Linked DNA regions of Homo sapiens: region 1 is linked to region 2. A link is a loop called in an ENCODE intact Hi-C map of the cell type or tissue named here. Cell type or tissue: adrenal gland. All regions are shown on one strand. Each heading gives the region's core, and the rest is flanking DNA. Links, peaks and the distances in the headings are about the cores only. Region 1 has its middle 12 kb from the start of DMBX1. Region 2 overlaps FAAH (fatty acid amide hydrolase).

Region 1 (14,852 bases), core at 2,665-10,664, 73 kb before region 2:
GTCTCACTCTGTCACCCAGGCTGGAGCTCAATGGCACGATCTTGGCTCACTGCAACCTCCATCTCCCGGGATCAAGTGATTCTCCCTCCTCAGCCTCCTGAGTAGCTGGGATTACAGGCGTCTGCCACCACGCCCAGCTAATTTATTTTTGTATTTTTAGTAGAGATGGGGTTTCACCATACTGGCCAAGCTGGTCTTGAACTCATGACCTCAAGTGATCCACCCGCCTCAGCCTCCCAAAGTGCTGGGATTACAGGCATGAGCCACCGTGCCCGGCCTGAATCTGTATATGTAATATGAGTATGGTACACGTTCTCATCCCCAAAGGCAGAGTGACTATTTGATGGTCCCAGACAGAAGTCAATTTTTTGAAGGAATTCTCTGGGTAGAGAGGATGTGGCCTGGTGCTTTAGATGTACTACACAGGTCTGTGTGAAGGGACTGGATGTGCACCCCTTCACTTGGGGAACACGCAAGTGTGTGTCTGACTGCATAAAGCCAAGTGTCATACGTTTGTGTACATTCACACATGGTAGGGGGGTCAAGTGTGTCCCCCTACATACATGTGCCGAGAGATTGCCTTATGTTTGTGTGCACTGAGGACTAAGTGTGCCCCTTGTGTGTACAAGGAGGCCTGGGAAAGGCCTGAGTGTGGCACATGTGTGAACATGCCTGTGTACACCTGGGGTAACTGGCCTTCAAACCAGGAAAGAGCCCCCACCTCCTTGTTCACTCTTCTCTCAAATCCAGCCTCAGCATTCCCAAACTGTCAGCCCCCACAGAGTGCTGGGGAGAGGCATGGCCCTCTGAGAACCTGGGAGGAGCTCCTGAGGGGTCCAGACAGAGGAGGCCCACTCTATCTTCAGGGCGGCTGGTCTTAAATCTCCACCCAGGTTGGTGCTGTGGGCCCAGGGTAGAGGCAGGGGGATGTACCATGTGCCAGGAGTCTGGCTTTTTTCTTTTCTTCCAGCCAACCAGGCCACGTCTTCACCCGAGGCGAGGCCCAGCTCTGTCGCTGCCTGCGCCACCACCACGTCCCTGACGTGAAATATGGGGGCGCAGGCCGCGCTGGGGAGATTTGTCATCTGTGCTCAGCGGGTGACTCTATCTGCAGACTATTAGAGTCTAAAATATATTTTACAAGAGTTTTAGCTACAGGTGACTTGCTCTTTATTACTAGATGTGGGCAAAATCAATACTTCTGTAACTAAAAGATCATTTATTTTGCTTTTTGAAACATTTTTCAACAGGGGCACTGGCTAAGCTTGCAAAGCTATGATTAAGAGTTATGGTGGCGCTGGTTTCCCTTAACCCTTTGAGGACCACAGCTCAGGCACACCTCAGGCTGGTGCCTGGCCATGGAAACACAGACACACAGATACACATCCCAAACGCAGCAAACACAGACGCAAACACAAAGTGCATGGGGCCCCCACCCTGATAAAGCCATCATGCAGATACACATATCTCATACATGTACACGCTCTTCCAGATACACATAGAAATATAGCTGCACACATACTCCTTCCAACCCAGAAACCCACAAATCAGATGCACCTGCACACAAATGCATGCGACTTGAAGGCCCCCAGCACACACTACACACAGATACCTCCCATTCCATGTCTGCACACACTCACGCATACACACTGGGACACTGAGATGTGCACGGTCACACTGTGCTAACTTCCAACACTGGGTCACTGAGCAACCAGGGGTTGGGACTCTGAAAGGAGGTTGGAAGATGCTGAGGAGTCCCACAAATGCAGCTGTGGCCACTACAAGCAGAGAATGGAGAGAGCCCAAAAGATGGGATCTGTGGAGCCTGGGCCCTACTATGGCCAAAGCCCAGTGCTCCTCAATTCCTCATCCCCAAGACAGCCCTGCCCCTCTCACTGTCAACTAAAGCAAGGGATGGTTTTTCCTGGAAGGAACCAGCCATATAGGAAAGCTATGAAGTATGACTCTATCAAAGCTGCTTGTACACCTGCTTGTGACACCTGGCCCAGCCCTGGGTGAGTTGAGAATGATCAAGATTAAGAATTACGAATGATTAAGCAGCAACATGCCATCCTCAGCATGGCATCTCCTAACTGGATTGGAGGTGTCCTCTAGCCATTATCTGATTCAGATAATCTGCATTAGCCCAGTTGTTATTTACCTCAGGGTTGGGAGAGTCATGGGGGAGATTGTGACTTAACCCACTCACAGGGTGAAACTCTAATGATGAGATTCCCAATAGTGAGACTGGTGAGGTTTATCAGTTATCCATTGCTGCATAACAAATTACCCCCAAACTTAGTGGCTTGCAACAAATATTTATTGTATCATAGTTTCTGAGGGTCAGAAATCCAGGAGCAGCTTAGCTGGGTGGTCTGACTCTGGGTGTCTCATGAGGCTGCAGTCAAGCCGCACTGTCCAGGGCTATATCATCTTCAGTCTTGATTGATGGGAGCTGGAGGGTCGTATTCTAGGAAAGTTCACTCACATGCCCGGCAGTTGGTGCTGGCTGTCAGCTGGGATGCCTCAGTTCTCTTGCATGTGGCCTCTAGGAGTATAGCCTGGACTTCTTTATATGGTGGCTGAGATGGATCAGAGAGAAAGAGACAGAGAGAGAGTGAGAGAGAGAGAGGGACAGAGGCGGGGGGGACAGAAGCTGTAGTCTTTTATAGGCTAATCTCAAAAGTGACATCCTGCCACTTTGTCATATTCTATTCATTATAAGCAAGTCACCAAGTCCATCCCATATTCAAGGAGAAGAGAATTAAGCTCCACCTCTCAAAGGAAGAAGTTATCAAAGAATTTGTGGGCGTGTTTTTTTTAAACTGCCACAACTAGGCAAGGAGACATTACCATTTTACCCAGTGTCTGCAAGATGACGAGCACCTCTTGATGTCTCCAAATCCCAGGAGGAGCTATCTTGAAGTTGGAAGGGTAGGGCCAAGGGATGGTGGGAACTCTGAAGTATCTCTTGCTTAGAACCACAATACAGCATTATAGCGTGCATGGTAATTAAATGCATGGACTCTGGAGCCAGACTGCCTGGGTTCAAATTCAGGGGGATGAGGGAGGGATGCTTCCTCACCAGGCTCTGCTACTTACTAGCTGTGACCTTGGGCAAGTCAACCTCTGTGCCTCAGTTTTCTTATTTGGAAAATGGGGGAAATAATCATGCTTACCCCCTCGGTTTGTTATAAAGATTGTGCTAAATGAGTTACCACTTAGCACCATGCCTGGTATGTGGGAAATGCCACATAAGTATCAGCTAATACTATCAGTTCTTCACTGTCATTGGCAACCCCCTCCCTGTGAACACTTTCTCACAAGGGATTTCTTGAGCACCTTTGATGTTCCTCAGGCTAATCCTATATACCCACCACCACCTCCCCAATTACTGTGGACCCCTCCCTATGACCAGCCCCACAGTTTGACCCAGCCAGGGGGCCAAGAAGAGGGGCTGGGCTCCGTGAGCACCATTTGACCCTGCCAGCCCAGCACTGCCTTTTGTGGCCTCTCTGGGAATGTTGTGCAATATGTTGGCCACAAACATTTTACGAGCAAGAGGACAGGGAGAAATTTTCGTCTATCGACCCACAGTCAGGGTTGCTCCCTCCCCCTCCTCTCCGTAAGTCTCCTTGCCAATGAGAGGGCCAAGGCCAAGGCTGTCCTCTCAGCAGAGCCCCCAAAGCAGCAGCCCAGTCTTCCCAGCACTAGACCTGAAACAACTACCCCCTCCCCCACTCCACCCCGACACAGAGGAGTAGGCAGAGCTCTAATCTAGGAGACCTGAGTGCATAGGGCCTAGGAGCCTTAGCCCTCTGGGGTGGGGAACCTCTCCAAGATTGCTCGGTCTAGGATCCCCAAAACATTTTCATCCAAATACCAATAAATAAGAAAAATAAGGTTTTTATAGGAAAATTTTCATAAAGCTACATCTATTCAATTTGAAGATCTATCCTCTCTATTCTGGGATTATGTCTTTTTTACTTTTTTGATTCTAAAATATCCTCTTTTTAATAAAATGATGCTGACAGCAGTTAGTAGTTTTCCATCTGTGCCCTTATATGGCAAAATTAATAGCTGGCAATTTTATTCTGGAACTCATATTTAAAACATTTTTTGCTGGCCCATGAAATGCAAACATGTGAAACACCATTCTCTTCTACATAGAAAGCACAAAACTGCCCCTTCCCCATCAAGAACACCTGCTGACCTCTAGCCTGGGTTCAAACACCTGGTGAAAAGGGGGAGCTCACTACATTCCTGCCTCAGCTTGGCCAGCAACTTGGTGTGACCTGAGGCAAGCCCCTTCTTATCCTGAGCCCTGGTTGGTCTCCCCATCTGCTCAGTGAGCAGTGCAGACTGATGTTCCTTCTCACTCTGTGATCTAGACCCACTCCAACTGCTACCCTGAGACCTGCAGCCCTTCTTGCTCTACTCCCTCGTCCACCTCCACCCTGAAATGACCACAGGTGGATGCTGATATTCTGGGCCAGGCTGGCTGGGCCTGGGATGCTCCCTTACCAGGTTCGACTGGGGATACAGTCTCTGAGCTGGGGCTAGGGGGGTCAGAGGGGTCTTTGGCCTTTGGCCTGGGGGACCCTTTGGGATGCGACAGGGACAGAGAAAAGGATTTATCTCAGGGGCTTGGCCTGCACTGAGCTCTCGGGACCCCCTCCCCTCCCTGCCCCTAAGGCTTGGCTGGAGCACAAGGGGCCCCTTTGTGGGGCCTAATCTCAAAGCACTTCGGCTTTAGCGACCTTCAGGGATGAAAGCGCCAGGAGCTAGCGGCCGGGAGGTGGTGTGGGGGCAGCCCTGCTAATCCCTGCGCTTTTGCCAAACAAAGCTGCCAGGAGGGGCTGGCTCCCGGGAGATGATCCAGAGAACCAATTCCCCGAGCCTAACCCGCTCTGACAGCCCGACAAGGAGAGGCCCGCTGCCCGCCCCCATGGCCCCAGCACGGCCACAGGGGCTGAGGGAGGCCTGGCCTAGGACTGTTGGGCACAGCCTGCCATCCACCCATGGACACCCTTCTCTGTCCATGAGCATGTTTCTCCACTTCCTTTCCCCCCGTGTCAGCTACACTGGCCTGCTAGTTCCTCAGCCTCCAAACACCTTAACCTGGTCTCCTCAGGCCCTACCACCCTAGCCCCCCCCAGGACCCCAGTTCTTAATTCTCAGCCCCTAAGTTTCCCAATATCCAAAATCCTCAGCCCCTCCCAATATCATCCCATTCCTTAGGACCCCAGACTCCCAGCCCCTCAGCCACCCAATATCCACCTCTCCTGATTCTCAGCCCACAATCCTTAACTCTCCATCTCACAACCTTTCAGCTTTTCTCCCCCAGTTCCCCACCCCAGGCTCCACAGAATGCCAGCCCTGTTCTCCCAGCCCTTCCCCTCCTGAGCTGGGCAGACACCCCTACCTTTCCGTGGGATGCATCTGCCTCACTCTGCCCTATGCCATTCCACCTGACCAGGCTTCCCAGTACCCCAGGGACCCAGACCTGTGCTCAGTTTGGCCATGAGAAGACGGAAGAGGGAAGTGATTCTGACTCGACCCTGATTAAACCTGTGTCGTGTACCAGACACTCTCTCCACCCATGACCACTTTGAACTCCTGATGCTTCATGCCGGTCTCACAGGTGAGCAGCATCACGGCCAGAGGAAGGGGCAGGGGTCTCTCCTGGGCTCCATGGCTTGAGAAAAGCAGCCCAAAGGGCTAGTTTCTTAGGGAAGAGGGTGTTAACAGGGCTGGGCATTCTACTGCCCCATCGCTCTCCTAAGCTGAGGAGACCCAGGATGCAGAAACCTCCACTAGGCTCAGAGAGGGCCAGGTGCCAGGTGGGTCACCCAGGCTGGCAGGGGTCACTGAGGAGCCAGGATGGCCTTGGGGCCCACAGGGGAGGAGGTGGGCAGGGCAAGAGGGTGGATTCCCAGGAGAGAGGTGGGGGCCAGGCCAGCCCAGAGCATTTTCCCACCATAGTTTCTGCTGTCTCCACTCCACTAATCTGATTACAATATTTACCAACCTCCCATGGCCTGCTTGGGAGGGGTGGCGTGTTACCCTGAGGATCTCAGTTCCAGTTCCCAGCATCATGGGAGGCCCAGAAAGGTGTTTACGGGACCTAAAATGACTGCACCAGGCCGTTCCTCCTGTCTGCAGTCACAGGGATATCTGAAAGACCCCTCCCCATCAAGTCTAGCCTTCTTCAGGAAGTCTCCCTTGCCACCCTCTGTGTCCAGTTTCCTGGGTCCCCTCCAGTACATTGGGTTCTCATGCTGTCCCATCACATTATTAATGTAATATAATAATTATATTATTCAAAATCTGAGGCAGTGCCTTCCTTCCCGAGGATAAAAACTTTAATAGTGAGTTTGCAGGCACTGAGGACAAAGAGGGTGGTGACGCAGGCCCCAGAGGGCTACTCCACCTAATTGGCATCAGTGTCACACACAGTTGCTGTGACCTCACACTCAGGCTCAGCTCCTTCCTCAAAAGTGGGGTAAGGGAGCACTGAAACACTCATGTCAGGACTCACCGACAGAACAGACCGGACTGTGGTTCTCTCATACACACACACCTGTGCACACACGGTGAATGCACCTGCTGTCACACTGTCACATACGGAGGGCCCACTCCTCCCAGACCCTTCTCCCTCCTCTGTGCCAATTAGCACAGGACAGGAGGTCTATAGGGAACGCCCTGGGCTTGCTCCCTTCCAGAGCTGGTGTAGGTATGAGAGTTCCGTGGAGCGAGGACGCTGCCTGTAGATGAGAGAGGGGGATTCTTTGGGGGCTGGGAGGGAGACTCTTACTCCTTCTGTAACCCAAAATAGGACCATTTAAGAGGCAAGATGCCAGCCTCCCTGAGGATTGAGGACAGAGGAGATAGCGCTCCCCAGGAAAACCAAAATGCGTTTTTCCCCTCCCTTTCCTCCAAGGGTCTAAACCCCAAGCTCACTCATCCCTTGCAGGATTTCAAATAGAGAGGGGTTTTGGGGGTAACAGATAAGGGTTTCTTTAAAAAGCTAACAATCCAGGACCAACTTCAGACTGGGAGAAAGCTTGCCCCTTCTGAGGGCCCTAGGGTTCCACCCACAATGTACTCAACACTTACCCCTTTGGGTAATTCCAGCCAGGGGGTTGAAGAACAGGAACAAACCAGACGTCACCAAGGATCGGCCGCCCCCTGCTGTCTGGCTCTCAGAACTGCACCCTCTCCCCTGGGTGCCCCTCCCAGGCTCTTTATGTACTCCCGCAATCACACAAGGCCTTCACCTCTCACCTCCACATGCCCGTGGTTGGGTCAAAAAACCCATTCTGCCTTGATGTTCCAATTCCCCCACTGGCAGCTGCCTCGAAAAGGAGAGGGCCAGGCTGAGGTAAGGGCAGCAAGGTTGGAAAGATGGAGTTTCAAAGGCTGAATCTTGACTTTTCCACCCCTAAGGTACGGAGCGGGAGGGAGAGACCGACACAGGAAACAGGAGAAGTCAGTCTGGGGTGAAGTGGCCCTGAGACTGGAGAGGAGGGGTAAGGGAGAGGGATCTGATGAAGGAAGAGAGAGGGGACAAATCAGAGGGGCACAGGTGAGAAGGGCCCAGAGACATGGCAGGTAAAGTAGACCCAGGTGACAGGGGAATGGAGATATGGGCACAGGTGAGGGCACAGGTGGGCTGGGGGAGAGAAAAGGGGGCAGGGAAGGCATAGGGAGGCCTCCAAGGCAGCCCATGCGTAGCAGTCAGTGCCCCCTGCTGCCTGCCATCCACTGGTCCACATCCAGCTCTGCATGTCCAGCCCTGAGGACTGGCAGCCTTGTGACTGATGGCTAGGCCCCTGCTGGGGGCACTGAGGGTGGCCACTCAGCAGAGGCAAACAGCTTGGACATCTGTAGCCTCTGGACTATGAGACATGGTGGGGGCAGTGGGCAGAACAGATTGAGTTCAGTGCCGTGGTCTGAGGCCCAGACCTGGCAGGGGTCAGGGGAGGTTTGTGAGCCAGGCTTGGCTCCTCTCCCTCCCTCTCTGGCCTGTCCCAAGGGTCCTCTCTAAGGCAGGCCCAGCCTTTCTCTCCTGTTGTGAAGCCCAGAAGGGAGCTTTGTCCAGCTGGCCCAAGTGCCAAGGCTCCTAGCCTACCAGGCACCCTTCAGGACAGGACAGAACCCTGCCTTCCAGCCCCTCCATGGTGTACCCCAGCACACACAGTCAGGCCCAAGAGCCCTCTTTCTTTTTTTCTTTTTCTTTTCTTTCTTTCTTTTTCTTTTTTTTTTTTAAGACAGGATGTCACTCTATTGCCCAGGCTGGTGTGCAGTGGTGCAATCAGCCACAGCTCACTGGCAGCCTCAAACCCCACCTACCTACCCTTTTCCGGCTCAAGTGATTCTCCCACCTCAGCCTCCCAAGTAGCTGGGACTGTAAGTGTGTACCATCTATAGTCCCAGCTACTGGCTAATTTTTTGTATTTTTAGTAGAGACGGGGTTTCACCATGTTGCCCAGGCTGGTGTCGAACTCCTAGGCTAAAGCAATCTTCCCGCCTTGGCCTCCCAAAGTGTTGGGATTCCAGGTATGAGCCACTGTGCCCGGCTCCAATCCCACTTTCTACTCTGCCTCATTTTCTTCTATCCACGTGGTGCTGTGTATGCATGGGTGGAAGGAGTATTAATTAGACTATGCTTATAGACTGTCCAGCCCCAAATTCATAACTTTTACCCCCTAAAGCATTGATCTACCCAGTCCCCTGAGGGAGAGAAGCTGACTTCATCATCCCCTTTTCTCAGCCATGGCCTTTGTTTTGTTTTTGTTTTTGTTTTTTTTGCATTGTTGTTTTGTTTTTTTGAGATGGAGTCTCGCTCTGTTGCCCAGGCTGAAGTGCAGTGGCCAACCTCTGCCTCCCAAGTTCAAGCAACTCTCCTGCCTCAGCCTCCTGAGTGGCTGAGATTACAGACATCCACCACCACACCCGCCTAATTTTTGTATTTTTAGTAGAGATGGGGTTTCACTGTGTTGTCCAGGCTAATCTCGAACTCCTGTCCTCAAGGGATCCACCCACCTCGGCCTCCCAAAGTGCTAGGATTACAGGCGTGAGCCACCTTGCCTGGCAGGCCTTTGTTGAGGGGTTGTTGTGGGGAGGCAGACTAGGGTGAGCCATGTGGGTAACTCACCCATGGTCACCAGCAGATGATCTGGGTTGGAACCCGGGTGTCCTGCACTCACCCAGGGCTCCTTCCACTATCTCCCCTGCCTCTCTAGGGCCCTGTAGTGGGTCCAGCCATCCACCCCCAGACTCTTATAACATTTCCACACACATACTATACATCAATCAGAAGATCTGTGGCCAGGAGGAGGGATGAGGGCCCAGGTGAGCAAATGAGACCTACCTTCTGGCTCCAAAACCCTGGAAGGTTGTCTTGGTTGTGGGGTGAGGGCCTCGGAGGGGTCTTGGTCTAAGGTAAATCTTGATCTAAAGTAAGTCCTGAAAGACCAATCAGTACTCCAAATGAGGAGGCACTTAGCAATGAGAGAGGCAGCCCAGGGAGGTGCTGAGCTTCCCATGCCAGAGAGATTTCCAGGTGAGGCCAGAGAAGGAAGGCTGGATGGCATGTTCCTTGAGGCTCCTTAGACCTGAAACCCCAGGCTGCTCCCAGGGAGCAACAGGAAAAATCACCCACCTTCAGACAGACCACTTGCTCCCCTACTCCTCTTCCTCCCCAGACACATGGTCAGAAGGAAGTGTCTGAGTGGCCTCATTTCTTCAGATTCCCCCTCCTATCCCCATGTCCCCCCAAGAGAGCCTGATGTCTGGACTTGAGGATGGCTTAGCCTAGCCCCACCCCCGCAGCTGCCTTCCTTCCTGCTCCCCACCCCAGCAGCCCCCAGGCCTCTTGCTGTGCCTGGCTGAGCGGGGATGGGGACGCCAAGGGGCTAGGGAGGGGGCTCATCAGCGGTTGCGCTGCTGCTAATAGACCATCCTCGGCCACATCCTATTACTGCACATACCCTCCCCAGCGCCCCCAGCCTGGCTGGCCTGCGCCTCTCTGCGGCTCCGGGGACCAGGCATCAGATTGGAGTCAAGATTCCGAGAGTGTCATTTGCCGCCGTTGATGGTGTTGATAATAGGGATGGGCTGGCGGGTGGGGGGCGGCGGCACAGAGGCGGATTCTCTATTAAGGCTTCCCCTCAGCGCAGCAGCAAGCGAGAAGCAGACCAGAGTTGGCACTGGGCGGGCGCGAGGCAGGGAGGTTCTCAGATGGGGTGGGCAGCTTACCTCTGCTGCTGTCTGCTCCATTAGTGCAGATCAGGCCCTGGCATGGAGCGTGCAGACTTGGTAGTTATGGGGTCAGAGAATGCCAAATTGCGGGGAAAGGGTGGAGAGCCAGTGGAAAACCCTGCACATCCCTCTACCCCTCTACCCCTCTACCCTGAGTCTGCCTGTTTCCATTCCACTTCACTGTCTGGGACCTACAACCCCCAGCTGCTGAACAGAAAGTGAGCTCCTTGCTGTCCTCCCTGCTCTCAGAGCACAGCCTCATAGCAGCAGCTGCAAAGCCCTGCTGGGAGCTGGGCAGTGGGTGTTCTTGTAGCCGGCCTTCACTGCCCCCGCAGACCCCATCACCTTCACCTCCTCCATCAGCACTTCACTGCCGCCTCCTCCTGTCATCACCACAGCCACTGCTGCCCAGGCCACCTCGACCATGGTCTCCACCCCCAACCCTGCTTCCACAAGGACACCATAATCACTACTGCTATCACCAACTCCATCCTCATCCCCACTTAGCAATGGTTATGAGCACAGGCTCTGGAGCACCTCCATTTACTAGCTGTGTCGCCTTGGATCACATATTTTAACCCCTCGGTGTCTAAGTTTCATAGTCTTTAAATGAGGGTAATATTAGCCACCTCAGAGGGCTGTCATGATTAAACAAGTTATTACATATAAAGTACTTAGAATAGTGCAGGGTACATAGTTAGTACTCAATAAATCTTATCCTCATTATTATTATCCCTATTCTCACCATTATCAACTTCATTGCCACCACTCCCACCTTCATCATCACCACCTCCACTGCCCTCCTTAACAGAAATAGCAGGCCAGGCGCAGTGGCTCATGCCTGTAATCCCAGCACTTTGGGAGGCTGAGGTGGGCAGATCACCTGAGATCAGGAGGTGGGTGGATAACCTGAGGTCAGGAGTTCGAGACCAGCCTGGCCAACATGATGAAACCCTGTCTCTACTAAAAATACAAAAATTAGCTGGGTGTGGTGGCATGCGCCTGTAATCCCAGCTACTAAGGGAGGCTGAGGCAAGAGAATCACTTGAACTTAGGAGGTGAGGTTGCAGTGAGCCGAGATCTCGCCACTGCATGCCAGCCTGGGCGACAAACTGAGACTCCATCTAAAAAAAACAAAAAAAACAAAAACAAACAAACAAACAAACAAAAAACAAGTAATAGCAGCTATCACTTAGATAGTATTTATTATGGGCCAGGCACTAGTCTAAGTATTGTGTAGATTTTATTAACTCATTTAATCCTCACAAGAACTCTATGAGGTAGGCATTATTAGCATCCCTATTTTATGGGAGAGGAAACTGAGGCAGAGAAAAGTTAAATAAGTTGCCTGGGGTCACACGGCTAATGTCAGAACCAGAAGTCAACCTATCTCCCATTAGGGCCTACTTTGCCCACAGTACTTTGACTATATCCATCACTTCCCTGTCACCTTCATCATTGTCAACATTCCAGCTCTTCCCCCACCTCCACCAGCATGTTAGCACCACCACCACCTCCATGGCTATCCAACTATCTCCACCTCGATGATGTCATCGTCTCCATCCCACTCTCAACAACCATCAGACCCTCAGCACCGTTGCTCCTTACTCACAGCCCATCTAAAACAGATTCTTGTTTTACCCTCCCTAGGCCCTGTACTCTGAGAGGTATGCATGTGCCCTGTGATACAGACCTGTTAATGTGGCCAGATCTGGAAAGGACAGGCAAAGAAATTTAAATTGCTACAAAGCTATTCAGGTGCCAGCTAGAATTTAAGGTCGGCTGGAGCCTGCAAGACATGCTTTGCAAAGCTGACTTCTCAGTTCCCCTAGGAGGCCCAATGTAGTTTAAACACCCTTTTAGCATTCTGAGAGCCTCTGATGTGGAAAGATACCTTCTACCTCACAAATAGCTACGCTGAGAACAGATTTGTCAACACAGACACAATCCTTCTATTTGGCTACTTAGAAGTCTGTCTTCTCGACCAACTGAAAGCCTTGAGAGTGGGAACATGGCCTTGTTCTTCTCCTTGTCCTACTTCTCACTTACATCCTCCACCCCACAACACATACCCAACATCAGTGAATAAGTGGACAGAGGCGATCTAGTTAGGCCTGGAAGGGAATGGGATGTGTGTGTGTGTTGGCAGGGGGGCAGGCGGGCGGCTGGGGGCGGTGGAGGGGAGGGGGGGCTTGCTGTCCATGGTACTGAGACAGAGCTTTATTCTTTAGGGACCCACAGGAGGGATCTCTTGTCCTTTAAGAATGATTATTCAGTTTTTTCAGAGCCTATCGCGGCTTGCCATCACTATTTGCAAAGCCCATTACCCTTCACAGAGTCTCTCCCTATTTATAAGGCTCATCATTGTTTGCAGAGCCTTAAAGTTTGCAGCCTGCCATTGTTTGCAGAGCCTGAAATCATATGCAAAGCTCATCAGTATTTGCAGAGCCTACTACCATCTGCAGAGCACATCCCATCACTGATTTCTGAATCTGTCACTGTCACAGATCCAATGATAATTTGCAGAACATGTTACCATTTTCAGAACCCTAGACTTTACAAAGACCCTATTTGCAGAGCCAAACCCCACATATAGATCTCATTATTGTTTACAGAGCCTGTCACCATTTGCAGAACCAGGCTCAAGGCTGGGTGCATACGGGATGCTCAAAAGGTTCTCCTGGCCCATTCATCCATAGAAGGAAAGGGAGCCAGAAGGAAAATAAGGAAACGAACAACAGAGAACTCTGCATTCATTCAATAAGATTCCTATGGGTCTACGCATGTGTTGGGCTCTGTAAACAAAAAATCAAGGAAATGCAATAAAAATGGCTTCCAGTTCTTGAGTCAGGCTCTGTGTTAAGTGCTTTACACATTTTACTTCACCACAATCCAGAGAGATAGGGACTGTTCCTATCGCCATTTTATAGATGATGAGGTGTCCCTGGCTGAGAGAGATCAAATACCTTACTCCTTATCACAGAGCTTACTACTAGCAAGTCCAGAACTTGAACTTGAGTTTGTTTGACTCCAAAAATCATTGCTCTATTCCTTCTCATTTTGGAAAAAAAAAAAATGGAGAAAGGAGGAAATTGCAGAGAAATTGGCTGCCTGTCTGAATGGAGGCAAGGCTCTTCCCTTGAAACACAGTATAAAGTGGGAAGCGAAGTCTTTGGGGCCTTCAGAGTGTTCCTGGACTGACCTAGACTGAGTCCAAGTGCAGATTCTGAAGAATAAATCCCCTCAGAGGGGACACTAGGCATCCAGGACACCCTGTCTCCCAGCCTCTTCTCTCCATTCAGCTCCTGACCTACAGCATCCTTAGAACCTGAGCATAGGCCAGGCTCAGTGGCTCATGCCTGTAATCACAGCACCTTGGGAGGCAGAGGCGGATGGATTGCTTGAGGCCAGGAGTTCAAAACCAGCCTGGCCAACATGGTGTAACCCCATCTCTACTAAAAATACAAAAATCAGTCAGGTGTGGTGGCACATGCTTGTAATCCCAGCTACTCGGGAGGCTGAGGCACGAGAATTGCTTGAACCTGGGAGGCAGAGGTTGCAGTGAGCCAAGATCATGTCGCTGCACTCCAGCCTGGGTGACAGAGCAAGACTCTGTCTCAAAAAAAACAAAAAACAAAAAACAAAACCTGAGCACAGAGACCACATTGAGCCACACAGAGGCTTGCCGAGGGCAAGATGAGCCTTGAAGCAGAGAGGTACAGATGGAGAGACACCAAGATTTAGAGACAGACAAGGAAGAGCCGGAGATCATCACAGAGACAGAGAGAGATACAGCCAGACAGAGACAGGGACACAGATTCACAGGCCTTTGACAAGACACTAAGAGGTAGAAACAGGGACATGGAGCAGCCAAGAGTAGAGAGGCCAAGAGGATAGAAGCCAGGAGGGCATGAGGCAGAAGAGGACCCAGTGGCATCCGTCGCACTCAGAGGGTCCAAGCACCCAGCAGCGATGGGGGAGGTGCTTGCTGAAGAGGCAAAATAAGCCCTTTCCAGGATGCCCTGCATGTGGGCTGCACACAAACCTACAGTCCCACTCCTGGGTAAGAACGTGCACACAGCCCACGCCTGGGGGTTCAGCCCATCCCTGACGCCCTTTATCCACCTTTGGGATGACCCAACAGACTGCCATCTTGAGCTCAAATGACTTCTGGGCCTGGACTTTTGTAGGCCAGTGCTTTCCCTGAGCTTAACCCCAGTGGTGTCCGGGTGATTTAGGCGGCACTAGCCCTTCCCTCAATTACCAGCAGTCCTGAGCAGTCCTAAATAGGCAGGCAATCTTCATAAGACAGCACGTTTGCTATGCAAAGCCAGCAGGCAGAGTCTCAAGCCCCCATCCCTCCAGTCCACACTCCAACGTCCCTCATATGGAAATGTTCCCATTCCCACTGTCCAGTCACGCCCCCAGGCTAGATAATCGGATGACTTTCTTGAAAAGGTCCCTGCTGGTTTCCAGCTGTGTCAAGGGTACAAAGTAAACAGGAGATGCCTGGCCCCTAGCACACAGTAGGCACAATCAATGACAATCACAGAAGGCACTGCAGGCAGGGACCCCTCTCTCCTCCT
Region 2 (14,852 bases), core at 107-8,106:
CTCTAAAAATGAGCTCTGCAAAGTCCCTTAAAGGGAGTCTGGTCCAACCCACCCACTTTACAGGAGAGAAAGCTGAGGTCCTGCTCAAAAAGAAGACTTGGCTCAAGTCAGACAGAGCCTGGAGTCACAGCATCAAGTCCAAACCCCCACCCTCCTGCCTGGATCCTGCCCTTGGCCCAAATCCTTCCCAAACAGAGAGGCAACCTCCTGCCCACCTCCTACCTCACAACAAGCTCAGATCAGGGGTAGGCCACAGATACTCAACCCAGCCTCCCCTCGGGCTGGCACCCTGGCAAGGGATCTCCAGGCTCAATGTGCCCAGCTGGAGGGACAGCGAGGTCCCTGCCCAGAGTGCTCAGGCCTTTGTTGGATTCAGCTAAGGCCCATCCAGGCATCACCACACCCTGCTGCTCCCCCAGGTCTGCCTACTTGTCTGATCCCACCAAGACCCCAAAGCCCACTATCACTCACAAGTTCTGTAGGAAGGTGTGGCCACCATCACTGAAGAGCCCACCTGTTGACAGGGTCTCCAGAGCATGGGGTATGTTGCTTGGCAAGAAGGGAACCAGCTGCAGGGATTGAGGGGTGTAAGGCCTCCTGACCTAACAACTGGCTTCATGATCCCCATGCTGTCTGGGCGGCCCTGAGGATGGATTGGACCAACCCTGCCCACAAGATAGCTCTCACTAGAGCTACAAAGGCAGCCTTACTGACCCATGAAAACTCACTGTGGAATGCACAGCATGAGAGAAGTCTGGAGCCACACATAAAGTTGTGTAATGACCAGACCAAAACCCACTGGCCCTGGGAGCCTCTGGACAGCTGTGCACCACTGTTTAGAGCTGAAGAGCCTCCCCACATGCAGTGCTCACACATCACACAGCACAGGGCTAAAGTTCTCCATCAATCACTCACTCCAATACTCTTGATCAGCCCTCTATATACTTGTCCCACAGGGTCACAGTTCACCCCGACGACAACATCGTCAGAGTGCCAGGATGCCAGGGATGGAGTAGCCATGGGTACCAGGAAGGCTTCCCGTGAGGGGAGGAGATGCCAGTACTTCCAGGACCCTGCAGTCATACCGTGTGCCCCGCAGCCTCAAGGCTCTGTTTGGTCTCCAGCACGGCCCGCCTCATGGCCGGGGAGGGCATGGTATAGTTGTCAGTCTCATAGTACCCCACACGCAGGGGCTGAGAGCTGGTGTAGACCTGGAGGGAAAACACAGGGGACAGGGGCAGGTCAGGAGAAGACAACCCTAGGCAGGACCCCTAGAGATCAGAGAAACTACTCAGCCCCAGACACAGCTGCGAGGCTGCAGTCAGCGAGGCCAGCCCCTTCTGCATCTGACCCTTTCATAAAACACCTTCACAGTGACTCAGGTGGGCAGAGCAAGGATAAGGATTCCTACTGGTCATATGAGGAAACTGAGGCTTGAGGTCTCAATAGGGAGATTAGGTGGGACTGGGACTTGCCCAAAGCTACCCAATGCAGAGTGACAAGACAGGTCTGGAATGCAGGCATCCTGTCTTCTGAGCTGAGGCTCTCCACCACCTGTCCTGGCTCTCATGATAAACTGTTCCAGACTTCCAGACAGGGACCTCATCTCCTCCTCTCCTCCGAGGAAGGACTTCACGGCTGCCTATCCCCGTGGGTTCGGTTAGAATATCTCCCTCTGCCTGGGGAGGGGGAGTTCACCCTACCCAGCCCAGATCTGCCCTGCTGCCCCACTCCCAAGAAACACCAAGGCCCACTCTCCTTCCCGTCCACAAACCCTCAGCCTTTCCAAGGCAACCTTGGCTGGGGCGAGGGCAAGAGGTCTGTACAAGATAGACAATCGCTGGACTGCTGAGAAACGGGGCTTACGTCACACAGCTTACTGTCTACATTAACGTGACTTCACTCTTCCTCTGTCTGCACCAATCTAACTTTACAGCTCCTGCACTCTGTTGGAGTGGGCACAGAGGATGACCTAGGGCCCAGCACCTGCCTCACTGGGGACATCTGGCCCCAGCCTCAACCTGGCTGTTTCTGGCCTTCAACCCCAACGCACACAGAGACAGAGAGAGAGAGAGTACCAGGACCAGAGCACAACCAGAACACTCAAGAGAGCAAAATACTGGTCTCAGATGCCCCGCAGTAGGGGATGAGCTGGGAGGAAGATGACCACTGGCCACTCCCCCACCTCCTCCAAATAACACACATAACACAAATAACCTTCCGATTCATTCCAACTCTTCAACAGGAAGCATCGGTTGACACCTCTCGCCTCAAAATCCACACCCTGCTGTGCCCACCAATCCTTAACATGGGGATTAAGGATCTTAACCAATCTTAACCAACTTAAACCAATCTTAACCAACCCCCATGTTGAAAGATCCACCTTAAACCAGACTTCAAAATCTCAGCAGATCTCCCCACCCTTCCTGCCCTCTGAGATGATCCTAAGGCTTTGCAAGACAGTGCTGCCTCGCCACAGAAAGCAACAAGCCCAGCCTGTCTCAGCAACAGGCTGCTGTGGTGGTATTTTGGGGAGCAGCACACCACGCTGCTTGCAGACCCTGGCTCACGTAGCAGCAAGTCTGGCAGGAACAGGCTACATGAGCTGGGGTCTGCAGGCAGCGTGGCGTGCTGCTCCCAAAATGTGGACAGGAATACTGTTAGAAAGGCTGCTGTTTGCTGAAGGTCAGCAGGCTGGGAAATGATTCCTGCATCCCTGGTGCCAGCAGCTGAGGCTGGGCACCTTTGAAAGCCTGTGGATTTCCGGCCGGCGCGGTAACTCAAGCCTGTAATCCCAGCACTTTGGGAGGCCGAGGCGGGCGGATCACGAGGTCAGGAGATCCAGACCATCCTGGATAACACGGTGAAACCCCGTCTCTACTACTAAAAATACAAAAAAAATTAGCCGGGCGTGGTGCCGGGCGCCTGTAGTCCCAGCTACTCGGGAGGCTGAGGCAGGAGAATGGCGTGAACCCAGGAGAATGGCGTGAACCCGGGAGGCGGAGCTTGCAGTGAGCCGAGATCGCGCCACTGCACTCCAGCCTGAGGGACAGAGCGATACTCAGTCTCAAAAAAAAAAAAAAAAAGAAAGAAAGAAAAGGAAAAAAAAAAAAAGCCTGAGGATTTCCAAATGCAGGCAAGGGCTCCATCTGGTGGCCGTCTGTGGAGGAGCAACCCGCCCTGGCCTCAGAGGCCTGGGGGACGGTTCTCAGGAGACAGGGGCTCCAAGGCCTGCCCACAAGGCCTGGGGTGGCTGTCTGGGTTCAGCGGTCCACATTCATGCCCACCCAGCCCTGCTCACCTCTTCTCTGAAGGGCAAGGGAGGCACAGTGGGGTCCAAGCGGAACATGTCCTCACACAGCAGGGCTCGCAGGCACAGTGCCAGGCTCTCCACGTCCCGGGCCATGGGGCCCACGGAGAGACGCACTGTGGGGCAGAGAGGTGAGGGAGGTAAGCAGACAAGGAGCGAGGAACCCAGACCTAGAGCAGCCTGGGGGCCAGACACTGCCCTGCCACCTGAGAAGCACGGGCGGAAGCGGGTCAGGCCGACCCCCACCCTCCTCGGGGCACTGAGAGCACCACGGACCTCACCTGCCTCCTGTCCATAGACACAGCCCTTCAGGCCACTCTTGCTGGATAAGAAACATAAGATGCTGGAAACAGGAAATGGCCACCCGCCGCCATCCCCACACCCACAGAGCAGCTCTGAACACTCACCGCTTTGGAAACTAGGACCCACGCCCGGCCAGTGGTACTGTAATGCTTCCTCCCAGCAAAACCCCGGAGACCGAATCCCCGCCTGGAGCCCAGAGAGGTTGGAAGCTAGGCCAAGGTCACACAGCGAGGGGCCCAGAAGCGCCCTCCACCCACCTTACCTGAGGCGGTTCCCTGTGGGCTTGAGGCCGCAGATGCCGCAGAAGGAGGAGGGGAAGCGGATGCTGCCTCCGATATCAGTGCCTAAGCCCAGGGGGGAGCCTCCAGACCCGATGAGGGCCCCTTCACCCCCTGAGGAGCCCCCTGGGCTTTTGGAGGACTTCCATGGGTTCACGGTCTGGCCAAAGAGGGGGTTACTGCAGTCATAGCTGGAGGAGCCAAGAATGGGTCAGCCCGTGCCATGCTGGGACCGGTGCCCCTGCCCCGCCCCGCCCCACCCCAAGACCCAACCTGAACATGGACTGTGGAACATTGGTGTGCACGAAGGGCACGGCACCCTGCAGCTTCAGCACATGCACCACTACGCTGTCGCACTCCGCCGGCACCCCTTCATTCAGGCTCAAGCCCAGCGTGGAGTCCTGGCCCTGGGAGGAGGGATGGGCACCAGAAGGGAGTGAGTCAGGGCCCGTGGGCAGCCAAGGGTCCACTCCAACAACTGTCACACAGGCCAAAACAGGTATACCAGTGTCCCCTCGGAAGGCCTCTGGACCTGATACCTCCTCTAAGGGCCCAAAATGACCCAAGATGCAGAGCAGGCTGGCAGGGATGGAGGGGACGATGGAGGCCTGGCGCTGAGGCAGAGCATACCTTGTAGGTGAAGCACTCCTTGAGGCTCACAGGGACGCCATAGAGCAGGCCCTGCCTTGGGGCCTGAGACAGCTGAGTCTCACAGTCAGCCAGATAGGAGGTCACACAGTTGGTCCCTTTGTTCACTTCCCAGGCCTGAGGAAGGGGAAGTAGACATAAGATAAAAGGAGGCTGGCCTTTTTAAGAAATTGTGGTGAAATATACATCATGTAGAACTGGCCTTTTAAAGTATACCCAGGGAGAGGGGTAACCAGCAACATGGCCCAGAGCCTGGGGCACAGAGGATGACCTAGGGCTCAGCATCTGCCTCACTAGGGACATTTGGCCCAGGCCTCATCCTGGCTGTCTCTGGCCTTCAACCAGGACCAGGGCACAACCGGGACACTCAAGGGAGCAAGATACTGGCCTCAGGTGCCCCCCAGGTAGGGGGTGAGCTGGGAGGAAGATGACCACTGGCCACTCCCTCACCTCCCCCAAGCCACATCTCTGCCAGTGAGGCAGACAGAAACCAGACAGGGGCAGCGCCCCATCACTGGTCACACTGAAGGGCAACCACAGAGCAGGACTAGACCAGACTCCTGCCTCCCGGAGCCCAGCAGTCTCTCCTCAACCCCACGCCTTCCCCACATGTAGCCCAGTCAAGCCTCCCCTTACCCAGGAAATCTTGAATTTGATAATCAAGCCATGTGGAGTAGGAGCTTGACAAAAGGGAAGAACATGCTAATAGTGGAAATCTGCCTAGAATGCTCAAACCTCACCACACAGGGTCCTACAGAAGGAAAGGTGAGGGCAGAGTGAGATGCAGCTTTCAGTAAATATTCCTGCTCCTGGGGAGTATCTGGGGGAAACAGGGTGGGCTGTGTTGCCATATTCAGGCATGTGCAAAATCTGTCCCCGGGGTACCCGAGGCAGGAACAGAGAAGGCTAATCTAACCAGATAGACTAGATTAACTAGGAAGGGCAGGAGCCTTTCAGGGACATTGACAGGGAAGAAGCAAGACCATCTGCTGAGACTATGTACGTGCCCCCTCTCAGTGACACCAGCCCAGCATGCGCTCGCTTCCTCAGCTGCAGCCCCCACAGCATTGTCACATACACTGCACCCAGACAAGTTCACCTGCCTAGGGGTCACACTCACTGTCCCACACCCTTTCAAGAAATCATGCAGGCCACACTCAAAGCACAATTTGTCTCCTTCTTTCCTCCCTCCCTCCCTTTCTTTTCAAACATATTTCTTGAGCATTTATTACGTGAAATGCAACATGTTGAGCACTAAGGTTCAAAGACAAATGAGACAAGCTCTGTCCACAAAGACCCCCCATGGGAAAGAGATAGAGAAGACAAGCCTGACACTGTGATGAGAAATGTGCTATTAGAATGAGAGTAGGCCTGGAAGAGGAAACCCTACCTCAGGTGGCGAATGGAAGACGGTGCCTCCTGCTCTGAGCCCCGAAGGCTCAGCCAGGGGAGCCCGTGGCACGGACAGGGGCAAAGAAGAGGGAAACAGCCTTCCAGGTAAAGGAGCCCCACCCAAGCCAGTGCAGAGCTGCTGACACCCAAGCTCCAGAAGGCCTTGGCCAGAGGTGATGCCACACACAGAGGAGGAGTACAAGAGATGGCCTGAAGAGCTGGGGACACAAGAGGGCACCTGACCAGGAGGCTGGTGCTTGGGCATGGCGGGAGATGGTGGTGGCGGGCCAGGGTGGCCAAAGGGGATGGAGACAGGAGAGGGCTGGGTAAAAGAAGAGAACAGGCCAGGCGCGGTGGCTCACGCCTGTAATCCCAGCACTTTCAGAGGATCACCTGAGGTTGGGAGTTCCAGACCAGCCCGGCCAAATAAAAATACAAAAATTAGCCAAGCATGGGGGTGCATGTCTATAATCCCAGCTACTCGGGAGGCTGAGGTATGAGAATCACTTGAACCCGGGAGGTGGAGGTTGTAGTGAGCCAAGATCATGCCACTGCACTCCAGCCTGGGCGACAGAGCAAGACTCCCATCTCAAAAAAAAAGACGGGGTCGGGCATGGTGGCTCACGCCTGTAATCCTAGCACTTTGGAAGGCCGAGGCGGGTGGATCACCTGAGGTCAGGAGTTTGAGACCAGCCTGATCAACATGGTGAAACCCCGTCTCTACTAAATACAAAAAATTAGTTGGGGGCCAGCTGCAGTGGCTCACAGCTGTAACCCCAGCACTTTGGGAGACCGAGGCGGGTGGATCACTTGAGGTCAGGAGTTCCAGACCAGCCTGACCAACATGGTAAAATCCCATCTCTACTAAAAATACAAAAATTAGCTGGGTGTGTTAGCAGGTGCCTGTACTCCCAGCTACTCAGGAGGCTGAGGCAGAAGAATCACTTGAACCCAGGAGGTGGAGGCTGCAGTGAGCCAAGATCATGCCACTGCATTCCAGCCTGGGCAACAGAGCGAGACTCCATCTCAAAAAAAAAAAAAAAATTTTTTTTCTTTTCATTAGCCGGGTGTAGTGGTGCATGCCTGTAATCCCAGCTACTTGGGAGGCTGAGGCAGGAGAATTGCTTGAACCCAGGAGGTGGAGGTTGCAGTGCGCCAAGATTGTGCCATTGCACTCCAGCCTGAACAACAAGAGCGAAACTCCATCTCAAAAAAAAAGAAGGGAACAGACCAGACTTGTTGCCCAATGGGGTGGAGGCAGGAGGGAGAGGGAAGTCTGGGCTAAAAGCCAGGTTACTAGCTAAGACAGCATGCTCAGTGTCTCATACACACATACATACACACACGCACACGCTCTGGCTCCTTCCCTCCCTGGCAGTCCCTGGCACTGTAGGTCCCACCATGGCCCCCAGCAGGACTAACTCCAGGCCAGGTTTTCCCCACAGCCTGTGCGGACAGAGGGAGGGGAAAGGGAGGGGCTGGCCTTGGCTGGCCTTACCTTTCCCAGGGAGGGGCTGGCCTTGGCTGGCCTTACCTTTCCCACATAGGTGAAGAGCACGGCCTCAGGGGCCAGCTCTCTACTGTGTAACTTCTGCACCAGCTGAGGCAGGGGCAGGGCTAGCAGCGCCTCTGAGTCCAGGTCTGGGTTCTGTGGGGAACAAACTCGGATCAGTCCCCTACTCGCCGAAGTCTCATGGGCCTGCAGCAGACACCAGTGGCCCATGCCCCAGCAGCTCTGACATGGCCCAGCCTGGGCAGGCCCTTGCCATCCCTAGAGAATGCAGCTCTGTCTCCTCCAGAAGCTTGTTGAAGGGGTGCCCAGCGAGCCGACCTGCCCAAGTAGGTTTTTTTTTTCCTTAGAGACAGTGTCTGGCCGTGTTGCCCAGGCTAGACTTGAACTCCTGGGCTCAAGTGATCCTCCCACTTCAGCCTCCCGAGTAGCTGGAACTACAGGCACATGCTACTGTGCCTAGCTCCAGACTGATGATTAAACCACTACAAATATACACCAGCAGTGGCTGCCTTCTGTGTGCCAACACCACGCTGATGTCATCCATGTTTTGATTAAGTCTTACTGCCATTCCCATTGCACAGATAAACTGAGGCTGAGAGAGAGGTGCCTTCTTGCCCACCAGCCATCTGCCTGCACCTGACCCCATGCCATCCCCACACCCACAGAGCAGCTCTGAACACTACTCAGGGGGTTGCCAACCTCTAGCAGGGAAGGGCAAAAACAAGAAGACCCCATCTTGGGAGGCTGGGTCTGTGACTGAAGGCCACACCCAAAAGGAAGGGTTTACACATTCATTCTGTGTCCGGAATTGGTGGGTTCTTGGTCTCACTGACTTCAAGAATGAAGCCGCAGACCCTCACAGTGAGTGTTCCAGTTCTTAAAGGCTGCCTATCTGAAGAAACCACATTTCAGCTGTGATTTGAAGGATAAGAAGATGCCAGATGTGGGGAGAGACAGAGCTCTGGGTACCTTCTCTTCCCTCTCTGATTCTGGGAGAAGGCTTCCCCTCCTCCTGCTTCCATTCCTCCCACCCCTCCAACCCTGCTTCTACTCCTCCCCTCCCCCTAATCCCCCTACTCCCCTCCCCCTACTCCCCCTCCTCCCCTGGCCTGCTTCCCCCTCCTCCCCTCCCCACTTCCCCCTCTTCCCTCCCCAATTTCCCCTCCTCCCCTCCCCTGGTTTCCCTCCTCCCCTCTACCCTTTCCCTCCTCCCCTCCCCTGGCTTCCCCTCCTCCCCCTCTACCCTTCCCTTCCTCCCCTCCCCTTGCTTCCCCTCCTCCCCCTCTACCCTTCCCTTCCCTTCCTCCCCTCCCCTTCCTTTCCCTTCTCCCCTTCCCTTCCTCACCTCCCCTTGCTTCCCCTTCTCCCCTCTACCCTTCCCCTCCTCCCCTCCCCTCTTACCCTCCTCCCCTACCCTGGCTTCCACTCCTCCCCTAAGCACCTCTGACTCCAGGCTCTCCACTCATCCCACATCCCCCAGATCCCCTACCCAGCCCGAGGCAATGGAGCCCAAACCAGCTCACTGGGCTATTCCTGTCACCTGTCCACCTTCCCTGTCCTTCCTCTAAGCTCATCACCTGCCCGACTTTTGACCAGCTCCTCCTTATGTATCCTGTACCCTGTACTCAGGGGAGGCCCCGCCATCCATCCAGGTGTTCAGGAAATGAAACAGGTGTCTTTCTGGCTCCTCCTTCCCACCACCACCTGCATCCAGTCACCAAGCTAAGTAGCTCTGAAAAATGGTCACCTCTCCATCCCCTCTACCAAGGCCCTCACCGGGCCTCAGACTCATCCTTGTCTCCTAGGTCACACGCGGCCACCCAACTGCTGCCCTGCCCAGGTCCTGCACCTCCAACCCACACTTTCCACTAGGGCCAGACAGTGCAAAACCCAACCTGGCCTTGCCTCTCCCCTTAAAATCCCCATCTCATCACACCACAGGCTCCAGAGCATATTCCAGGAGGTGCTTCCAAGCTGTGGTCCTCTCAGACTCATGTGCACCTCTCCCCACCCAGGCACCACTGCCCCCTCCCACCCCCCACACCCCAGAGCCTGGCGCCTGCCCTCTCCGAGCACATGCCACAGCCTCTGCCCCCTGATGTCCTCAGTGTCAGGAGCACTTCCCTGAATTCATTGAACTGATAGAGTACTTACTTTGGATTTTTTTTCTAACACAAGGAGCTACAAAGAAGAAAAAATGGGTTCAAGACTTCTCCCCAAACACACTAGATAATCCTCTTGATATATTCTTTAAAGGTATACAAAATGAAAAGTGAGCATTCCCTCCACCCCTGGTTCTCCTTGCACAGTCCCTCCTCTATAAAGGAAAACTATAATTAACAGTTTCTGGTGTACTCTTACAGGAAAAGAAAATATTTATGAAAAACCCACCATGTCAACAGTTGTCTATATATATTCTTTTTTGCACAAAGGAATCATACTATACACACAGTACTGCATCTTGCCTTTCCCATCTCACAATGAAAATCAAATTTTGCTTTATTTTTGTTTTCATTATATAAATACAGGTTCATTGTATTTTAAAAAATGCCTAAGAGTATGGAGAAGGACATCGAAATCAGCAGAGCATTCACCACCCTGGAATAACTGCCACCTGACAGTCCGGTCACCAACTCCCCCGACCTCGCTACAAGGCGCCCACAGAGTGCCTGTGCACGGCAGCTAGCAGCTAGCAATGTGCTCCCCTCCACGCTCAGCACACATTTTCATTCTTTCCTATGTTCTTGCCTGTTGACAGTTAATGACACAGCTGCTAACAGCTATTTTTAAATCTTCAACTAGTGTCAGGCAGCTGAGACATTTTCTCCTAGACACCAAAGTAAGTCTGCACCTCCAGAAGACCAATCAGTGAACATGCGGAAACCTGATTTTGCGGAGAATGCAGGGAAGTATAGTATACAGGTAACATCTAAACCTGTGGCCACCTGCATGCACAATTTTTCAAGAGAGGGATACTCTACCAATCACTTAGGAGGCATTGCCCCTCCTCCATCTGTTTTGTTTTCTCCTTCTGAACCACAATGCCAGTGGGATTGATAAGCGGGTTGTAAGAGATGTAGGAAAAACCATTCAGGGTAAAACAAAACTGCATGTACAAAGGCATAAGGGCATAAATAGGTGTTCTGTGATGTCTCTCCCAGCTATACTATTCTATTGATGGTGGTCCTTCTCTTCGGTCTAGAAAAGATATCAAAACTTATTCAGGGGGCAGGGTGGGAAAAAATGGGTGAAGCGTCAACAGAATTACCAGAAACACATTTTTCTCTAGATTTGCTCAAGAGTTTAGAGAGAGGTGAACTATTTTGTGAAAATTCAGAAGGTGTTTAGGTACCCCTTCATCCAGCTGTGTCCTCCTTGGACACAGCCAAGAATCCGGGAGTGGTGGCTCACACCTGTAATCCCAGCACTTTGGGAGGCCGAGGCAGGCGGATCACCTGAGGTCAGGAGTTCGAGACCAGCCTGGCCAACATGGCGAAACCCTGTCTCTACCAAAAATGCAAAAATTAGCTGGATGTGGTGGCAGGCACCTGTAGTCCTAGCTACTCCAGGAGGCTGAGGCAGGAGAATCACTTGAACCCGGGAGGCGGAGGTTGCAGTGAGCCAAGATTGAGCCACTACACTCCAGCCTGGGCAACAGAGCAAGACTCTGACTCAAAAAAAAAAAAGAATCTTGGTTGCCAAATCGCTTTGTCCAGAATCTATCAGACAGGAGCTTTACTACAAATCGCTGTGTTCTCCCAGGGCCTGCTGGAGCCCTGCTTATCTCAGGTGCCCCCTTGTGATTCAGGGCTGGGCTAAGAGCCCCAGAAGAAAGGTTGCCCAGACAGTCACAGATCCTACCTGCCCATCATTCAAGGACTCCAGAGCCAAACAGAAGGGTGCCTTAGGAGTTGTAGGCAGAAGGGAGGAGAGGCGGGGGAAAGAGCTGTTCCCAAGCCTGGGCTGGGTTCAGCTAAAACTCCCACGTCCTGGCCGGGTGAGGTGGCTCACACCTGTTATCCCAACACTTTGGGAAGCCAAGGCAGGGGGATCACCTGAGGTCAGGAGTTCAAGACCAGCCTGGCCAAGATGGTGAAATCCCATCTCTACTAAAAAATACAAAAATTAGCCGGGCATGGTGGCAGGCACCTGTAACCCCAGCTACTAGGGAGGCTGAGGCAGGAGAATTGCTTGAACCCGGGAGGTGGAGGTTGCAGTGAGCCGAGATTGCACCAGTGCACTCCAGCTGGGGCAACAAAGTGAGACTTCATCTCAAAAAAAAAAAAAAAAAAAGAGTTCAAGACTAGCCTGGCCAACATGACGAAACCGTTTATACTAAAACTACAGAAATTAGCCAGGCATTGGCCAGGCGCGGTGGCTCATGCCTATAATCCCAGCACTTTGGGAGGCCGAGGCGGGCGGATCACCTGAGGTCGGGAGGTCGAGGCCAGCCATGGCCAACATGGTGAAGCCCCGTCTCTACTAAAAATGCAAAAATTAGCCAGGCATGGTGGCAGGCGCCTGTAATCCCAGCTACTCGGGAGGCTGAGGCAGGAGAATCGCTTGAACCTGGGAGGCAGAGGTTGCAGTAAGCCGAGATCGCACCATTGCACTCCAGCCTGGGCGACAGAGCAAGACTCCGTCTCAAAAACAAAAAACAAAAATAACAAAAACCAAAAAAAAATCCTACTCCCCCGCAAAGCCTACAAAGCTATTGTCAATCAGGACCCCACCCCTTTGCTGATTACTCAAAACCACAATCACTGGAAACCTGAAAGGTAATTTCCCGCTTCTCCTCCTGAAAGAGCCAAGCTTTCAGAGCCAAAACTTCTGTCCTGGAATAATCTGTTCGTAAAAATAATGAAGAGCAGTTGCTCCAGAGGAAAACCATATAGATGCTGCTGTTTGGAGCCGAAGTGCAGGAAGACCCATCCTGCTACCATCCCACACCCCTGCCAGCCAGGTGGATTCCTTGCAACCAGGAGGGGAGTTCTGCAGGCAAGAGCTGTGAGCAGATCCCTGCTAGTGCTGCCCACGCTGCTCTTGGAGCTGGCAGAACTCAGCTGGCTGCACAGAGCCAGGGATAAACAGGAGGATCTCTAAGGAGGACCTCCAGCGCCCAGCCAGAGAGGGCAACTAGACAGTGAAGAACCTGTGCTTGTGTAGGGGAGATGGCCAATTTGGGTTGACCACCAGGGCCCTCTCACTCTGGAAGGAAGAAACCCTAAAAACTGACTGATGGTGGACTTTTCAGCCAGCTTGGTGAGTGGAGGCTGGAACCAGATATATTTTTTATCTTACTAAATAAATATGAGATATCTTGGCCCCAGGGATGGTTTGGAGTAAATTCATACATTACAGCCAGCCAAAACCGCAACACATGTGTGGGGAAAAGAGAGATCAGACTGTTACTGTGTCTATGTAAAAAGAAGTAGACATAAGAAATTCCATTTTGTTCTGTACTAAGAGAAATTCTTCTGCCTTGAGATGCTGGTAATCTGTAAACCTAGCCCCAACCCTATGCTCGCAGAAACATGTGCTGTGTTGACTCAAGGTTTAATTAGGGCTGTGCAGGATGTGCTTTGTTAAAAATGTGTTTGCAGGCAGTATGCTTGGCAAAAAGTCATCGCCATTCTCCCGTCTTGAGTACCCAGGGGCACAATGCACTGCGGAAGGCTGCAGGCACCTCTGCCCAAGAAAGCCTGGGTATTCTCCAAGGTTTCTCCCCACTGAGACAGCCTGAGATACGGCCTTGTGGGAAGGGAAAGACCTGACCATACCTCAGCCCGATACCCGTAAAGGGTCTGTGCTGAGGAGGATCAGTGAAAGAGGAAGGCCTCTTTGCAGTTGAGATAAGAGGAAGGCATCTATCTCCTGCTCGTCCCTGGGAATGGAATGTGTCAGTGTAAAACCCGATCCTACGTTCTATTTACTGAGATAGGAGAAAACCACCTTATGGCTGGAGGTGAGACATGCTGGTGACAATACTGTTGTTTACTGCACTGAGATGCTTGTATAAAGTCAAACATAAATCTGGCCTACATACACATCAAGGCACAGCACCTTTCCTTAAACTTATGACACAGAGTCCTTTGCTCACATGTTTTCCTGTTGACCCTTTCCCCACCATTACCCTATAGTCCTGCCACATCCCCCTCACCGAGATGGTAGAGATAGTGATCAATAAATACTGACGGAACTCAGAGACCAGTGCTGGCGCGGGTCCTCCCTATACTGAGCGGTGGTCCCCTGGGCCCACTGTTCTTTCTCTATACTTTGTCTCTGTGTCTTATTTCTTTTCTCAGTCTCTTGTCCCACCTGAGGAGAAATACCCACAGGTGTGGAGGGGCTGGCCCCCTTCAACATGCAGGGCTACACCCTGGGCTGGCATGCAAGGTGCCTTCCTCATATCTCTCTCCTGTTCCTCTCCACGAAAGTGTGGCTGCAGAGTGCAGCGGGCACCTAGGTTCTAGTTCCAGCTCTGCCCCAACTCAAAAATCACTTGCGGAACATCTGCTGAACACAATTTTCTGTGACTCTTTCTGTCTCCCACCCAGGCACACCCTCCTGAGTCCTGCGGTTCCCAACCTGTAAAGCCTTCCCACCTGTCAGGTCCCACAGATACAGCAAGCCCTCCCTCTCTCAGCACATAAGAAGGCTTTAACTGGGGTCAGTGTTTCACACACCCAGAGGAAAAGCCCCTCTTCAAGCCACATCTTCCAAACCCTCAGCCAGGCCCTTCCACGCCTCCAAACCCACATACTGAGGTGATCCAAAGGCAGCGCAGGGAGAAAAGCTTGTTGACAGACCACCCACGGAGGGCTGGAACTAAACCTGCTCATGGAAAGGGCTTGCCAGGGGTTGGACACCACAGCAGGAGCCAGAGAGACTTCCCTTCTAGCCTGGCTTTGCCAAGATCTCCCTGTGCACTTGGCAGGTTTCTTTCTGGCTCCCTCTTAGGATCCAAATGCACAAATCAAGAAGCTTGAACTCAGCCAGGCGCGGTGGCTCACGCCCAGCACTTTGGGAGGCCGAGGCAGGTGTATCAACTGAGGTCAGGCGTTTGAGATCAGCCTGGCCAACATGGTGAAACCCAGTCTCTACTAAAAATGCAAAAATTAGCCAGGCGTAGTGGCGGGCCCCTGTAATCCCAGCTACTGGGGATGCTGAGGCAGCAAGAATCGCTTGCACCCGGGAGGCGGAGGTTGCAGTGAGCCGAGATCGCACCACTGCACTCTTGCCTGGGAGTCAGAGCGAGACTCCGTCTCAAAACAAAACAAAAAAAAACAAAAAACAAAACTCTAAGCTCTCCAGATCCCCTTGGCCATTACACTCTGCGATTCCAAAGTCCTCAACCCCTGGCATCCCACTGGTTGTCACGCTTGCGTTTTCGCATTCCAATAGGCAG

Evidence for each region. Peaks named below come from ENCODE experiments on the same cell type or tissue, not always from the same donor. Only the 100,000 strongest peaks of a DNase experiment are listed, where the experiment ranks them.
Region 1: it touches region 2 in a loop (6-fold over the local background); 5 of 110 quality-filtered maps call a loop at or near these places.

The regions. Positions count from the first base shown.
Region 1 is chr1:46,469,940-46,484,791 of GRCh38, reverse strand. No RefSeq gene overlaps it. Among named protein-coding and RNA genes, the nearest start is that of DMBX1, 12 kb to the left of the region's middle. In adrenal gland, for the core only: a CTCF peak has its summit at 7,208 (motif pointing left); a DNase peak (open chromatin) is centred at 7,201.
Region 2 is chr1:46,394,818-46,409,669 of GRCh38, reverse strand. It overlaps FAAH (fatty acid amide hydrolase), which reads right to left. Exons shown (of 15, transcript NM_001441.3): 2 at 7,466-7,579; 3 at 4,522-4,656; 4 at 4,165-4,298; 5 at 3,876-4,082; 6 at 3,592-3,632; 7 at 3,302-3,426; 8 at 1,086-1,211; 9 at 472-569. Among named protein-coding and RNA genes, the nearest start is that of FAAH, 7.9 kb to the right of the region's middle. In adrenal gland, for the core only: CTCF peaks have their summits at 2,960 and 3,160 (motif pointing left); DNase peaks (open chromatin) are centred at 2,601, 3,319 and 7,439; H3K4me3 peaks cover 327 bases; H3K27ac peaks cover 2,127 bases.